Regions from separate parts of the Mus musculus genome. Here region 2 is linked to region 1. Evidence: chromatin loops called from intact Hi-C (ENCODE). Cell type or tissue: gastrocnemius. All regions are shown on one strand.

Evidence for each region. Peaks named below come from ENCODE experiments on the same cell type or tissue, not always from the same donor. Only the 100,000 strongest peaks of a DNase experiment are listed, where the experiment ranks them.
Region 2: a loop joins it to region 1, with 6 times the contacts of the local background. A loop is called at or near these places in 19 of 42 quality-filtered maps.

The regions. Positions count from the first base shown.
Region 1 is chr15:102,238,000-102,240,499 of GRCm38, reverse strand. Rarg (retinoic acid receptor, gamma) reads left to right here. Exons shown (of 10, transcript NM_011244.4): 6 at 212-372; 7 at 466-642; 8 at 906-1,110; 9 at 1,537-1,695. Among named protein-coding and RNA genes, the nearest start is that of Itgb7, 7.3 kb to the right of the region's middle. In gastrocnemius, a CTCF peak has its summit at 1,124 (motif pointing left); a DNase peak (open chromatin) is centred at 1,117; H3K4me3 peaks cover 175 bases; H3K27ac peaks cover 1,057 bases.
Region 2 is chr15:102,315,136-102,317,635 of GRCm38, reverse strand. It overlaps Espl1 (extra spindle pole bodies 1, separase), which reads right to left. Exons shown (of 31, transcript NM_001014976.2): 18 at 1,460-2,448; 19 at 745-1,117; 20 at 425-586. Among named protein-coding and RNA genes, the nearest start is that of Pfdn5, 9.7 kb to the left of the region's middle. In gastrocnemius, a CTCF peak has its summit at 1,169 (motif pointing right); a DNase peak (open chromatin) is centred at 1,194; H3K4me3 peaks cover 880 bases; H3K27ac peaks cover 1,195 bases.

The sequences.
Region 1 (2,500 bases):
TAATCCCAGCACTCGGGAGGCAGAGGCAGGCGGATTTCTGAGTTCAAGGCCAGCCTGGTCTACAAAGTGAGTTCCAGGACAGCCAGGGCTATACAGAGAAACCCTGACTCAAAAAACCAAAAAAAAAAAAAAAAAAAAAAAAGAAAGAAAGAAAAGAAAAAACAGGAGGGTCCTGAGGATCCTGATCCTTCTCTTTGCCTCCAACCCCAAGCTGTAAGGAACGATCGAAACAAGAAGAAAAAGGAGGTAAAAGAGGAGGGCTCGCCCGACAGCTATGAACTGAGTCCACAGTTAGAGGAACTCATCACCAAGGTCAGCAAAGCCCACCAGGAGACTTTTCCCTCACTCTGCCAGCTGGGCAAGTACACCACGGTGAGGAGTGGGCAGAGTCTGGGTGAGGGCCTCAGGAACGGGCAGTGGGGAGAGTGCCCAGGGAAGCCTTCACGGCTCACTTCACCCCTGCAGAACTCCAGTGCAGATCACCGGGTGCAGCTGGACCTGGGGCTGTGGGACAAGTTCAGCGAGCTGGCCACCAAATGCATCATCAAGATTGTGGAGTTTGCGAAGCGGCTGCCTGGTTTTACAGGGCTCAGCATTGCCGACCAGATCACGCTGCTCAAGGCTGCTTGTCTGGACATCCTAGTGAGTTAGGCAGATGAGTTCTGGACCACTCTGACCCTTTTCCACCACCACCCCCACCACACCCTTTAGCCCTCTCCTCCACCTAAGCTCTTTTTGTCTTAGCAGTTCCCTCCTGGTTTGCCTAGCCTCCCCTTTCCAATCTCAAGAGTCCCACCTCTCCGCCTTACTCCTCCAGTTCAGGCTTTCCTTACTGGGAACCAAACTCACTTAGGAATCCTTCCTCAGGAGCAGTACTAACCGTTTTCCTTACCCCCACCCTCCAGATGCTGCGGATCTGTACAAGGTATACCCCAGAGCAGGACACTATGACATTCTCGGATGGGCTGACCCTGAACCGAACCCAGATGCACAATGCTGGCTTTGGGCCCCTTACAGACCTCGTCTTTGCCTTTGCCGGGCAGCTGCTGCCCCTGGAGATGGATGACACCGAGACTGGGCTACTTAGTGCTATCTGCCTCATCTGTGGAGGTGCGGGGGCGCCCCCTGGTGTCTACATGGGCTCCCTCTCCCACCAGACTCTATCCAGACCCTATCCCCACTCTGACCAGGTGGCAGGTCGTCTTTTTCCCTGGGAATTGTTCCTACAGACTTCTCAGCTTATGTATAGTCTTTCTGGCTAACCAGGCTAAGGGAAAAAGAAGGAGGCAGAGTCCGGAGAACGCAGAAGCCCTGGATACAGTGCTGAGATAGGAATTTAATGGGAGTGATATTCTAGAGCAGCATCATTGCTGAGGAGTAAACACAGGGCCTTATGTCAGGGGAGCTAACCTGGAGGGCTAAGTGACAGGAGTAAAGAGTGGATGAGATAGCTTTGAGGCCCTCCAAGTAAGGTCTGTCAGGCGTCAGCCGCCTGTCACTGTGTCCTACCGTGCCTCATCCAATCTCCTTGTGTAGACCGAATGGACCTGGAAGAGCCCGAGAAGGTGGACAAGCTGCAGGAGCCCCTGCTGGAAGCCCTGAGGCTCTATGCCCGGCGACGGAGACCCAGCCAACCCTACATGTTCCCAAGGATGCTGATGAAAATCACCGACCTCCGGGGCATCAGCACTAAGGGTTAGTTCTGAGTCAACTCTCTCTCCCTCCCCAGATCTGCAGGTCTCCTGAGTCACACAGGTGGACAGGCACAGGCAGGGGGAGAGAGGAACCGAGAATCCAGCAACCTCCATGGAGTCCTGGTGTGTGTGTGTTTGTGTGTGTTGCTCGGAGAGGAACCTTGTACCATCCATAAACTAGGCAAATGCTATCTGACAACCTAGCTTCCTTTACTTTTTATCATTTATTTATTTATTATATGTAAGTACCCTGTAGCTGTCTTCAGACACACCAGAAGAAGGCATCAGATCTCATTACGGATGGTTGTGAGCCACCATGTGGTTGCTGGGAATTGAATTCAGGACCTCCGGAAGAGCAGTCAGTGCTCTTAACCACTGAGCCATCTCTCCAGCCCTTCCTTTACTTTTTTATGCCTTATTTTTTTTTCTGTCTGGAAACTAAGGCTAAACATTTTTGGTTTTTTTGAAACCGGGTTTCTCGGAGTACCCTTGGCTGTCCTGGAACTCACTCTGTAGACCAGGCTGGTCTCGAACTCAGAGATCCACTTGCCTCTGCCTCCCAAGTGCTGGGATTAAAGGTGTGTGCCACCACTGCCTGGTTAGATATGCTACCTCAGAAGCTTATTGTAAGGACTAAGTGACTACACTACCTTGTATACTTTGAGATGAGATTAAGAGCCATGCATGGTGGGTGGTCCATGCATGTCATTTCAGTATGAGGGAGGCTGAGGCCGGAGGTTTACTTTGAGTTCATGAGTTCAAGGATAGCTGGACATTTCCACCATCACAGTGTAACATCATGAATA
Region 2 (2,500 bases), 77 kb before region 1:
TGGGGAGCCAAAGGCTTAGATGCTCAGCAGCCAGGCACAGATATAGTTACACCTATAACTCCAGTGCTAAGGAGGCAGAAACAAGTACAGCCCCGGGGCTGCAGCCACTCCATCAGCGAGCAAAAGCAAGCGAGAAAGACACTCCATGTCCCCTTCTGGCCTCTACACACGTGTGCACACAAATGACACACATGCAGCACCCCCCAACAGAGAGAGAGAGAGAGCGAGAGCGAGCGAGCACGAGCAAGCGCTAGATGTGATGATACCTGTAATCCCACAAGCCACCCTGGACTACATGAGATTATATGTCAAAAAAAAAAAAAAAAAAAGTCCTTTAAAAGTGTGCCTCCTGAAAAAGGATAGAAAACTAAGAGAGCTGGCTCAGCCCTCTGGGTAATCTAAGCTCAGTAGTCCGCATACTCACCAATGGGTGCAGGAACTGAGAAGGGTGGGAGCCAAGGACTAGGGTCACTATTGGCCTCCGTGTCTGAGTACAAGACAGGTCTCTCTGCCTTGCTGGAGTCCCGTCTCAACACCTCACACTCTCCTACGGGTAGACCAGTGTCTGCAGCTGCCGCCTTCTCACCTGGGGAGACACCACTGCTTTTCATGCTTCCTCCCCAGAGGTAGCAAAGGGTTTTCCTTCTGGGCACTGGTACTGTTATTTCTTAAGTTTTGGTCCCAGGGACACCCGACAAACACTTCAGAACACGTGCCTTCTGCTTCTTGCCCTTGAAGTCCTACCTGAGGCCGAGTCTTCCCCATCAGAACCCCTGAGAATCTCGAAGCTTTTTTCCAGATGGTTGTCCACTGGCTCCTCTTCAGGGATACTTCTCATGATCTCGGGTCCCTGGCTGGCCCAGACACAGAGGGGTGCTTTGGGACTCTCTTCTTCACAATTTCTTGAAGCCACCTTCCTGGCCCTCCGAGTCCTCCCACTGACACTGGAATGTCCAGGGGTACTTTCTATAGCAACCACCGCATCTGTCTTTAAGCTACGTCCCTTCCTAGTTTGGCCCCGGGTACGGGAAGCAGTCCCTCGCCTCTTAGGCTCCTCTACAAGTTGTGTGTCAGCTGAGACAAGGTCTTCCAGGTCACTGTCATCACTGAAGATCACCTGTGACAGAAGGAAAGGGAGAAACAAAGGCCATGAGATGCTCAACAACAGGTTCAAACAGCAGGTGGCACTATGGAGGCACTCGCAGGCCTCTGATGAGGTCAGAACTGACTTCCCACAGCACTTGCCACTCAAAAGCCCATGGTCTCAGTTTGCAAGAGGAAGCAACAGAAGATGGAGAGGAAGGACAACAGAGGGACAGAAGGAAAGGGAGAAACAAAGGCCACAACTGAGAGGGACCAGGGTGTGGTGTGCTGCAGACAGACGACCCTCCTCTTGGCTGGGAGCTCATCGACAAGGCCTATGCTCTGTACAAAACCATCCTCATGCCACAATCCTTACCTTGAGGCGAGTCTGGGCCCGCCTGTGGACCCTGGGAGCCAAGGGAACCTGGAGCTTGCTCTTGGTGGGGTGGACTTCTTCAAATATGGTGAAAGGGACACGAGGGCCAGCTTGCCTAGCCCGACCTGGAGGCTTAGGGGTACAAGGTGGCCCTTCCTCTTCCAGACCTTTCTGAGAGCTGTTATGGAGGGGTGGGGGAACAGAGGCTATCCGCCGGCGGCCCCGTCCAGAGCATTTTTGTCTCCGAATTTTAGCAGGCTCTAAGACTGGCAGACTTTTTACTAATGGTGGGTGCCAGCCCCAGGAGCTTGCAAAGAGTTCGGAAGTACAGCAGCTGAAGTGGGCCAGCTTTGCAAGGGCCTGAACCAAGAGCAGGTGGGCTCTCCAGATCTCCAAGCTCTGTATCCGTGTTGCCACAAACTTCAGCCCCGACGCCAGGACCTTCCCCAGGCTCTTTTCAGATGTCTGATTCAGGAACTCCAATGCCAAGTGCGTGTACACTTGAGCCATGATCTCATCAAAGAGGCTGGGAACACAAGAGGGGGTTGTTCTGTGATTCAGAGAAGCTTGGAGACTCTGTGTGAAGCGCTTGGTGGCTGCAGGGCAACGCGTCAGCACAGCTTGCAGCAGATCCAGACCCTGAGCTTTGTGACCGGTGGCCAGCCTCACTCCGGCAGTGACCAGCACCCAGCGCAGACAGACTGCTGAGAGGGCAGGGCTGGCACACAGTAAGCAGTCACAGCTGGGCAAGTGAGACAGGAAGCCAGGGTTGGGTGGTGGCTTGGTTTTCAGGACTGGGGAGGAGTTTACAGAGGACTGGATGGGACCAGGTTCGTTGAGCACAGTGTCCACCAGCTCAAGGGCAGGACCTTTCAGGAAGGGCTCCTCCTCTGACAGGGGTGGGAAACATGGGCCTTGAGCCTTATGCTTCCCTTTCTGCGTGTGCACCTTCTTCACTGAGTCTGGATGCTGGGTCACAACACCAAACTCTAGGGAGAGGACAGATCACAAGTTACAACACTGAGAAATGGTCTCAAGAGC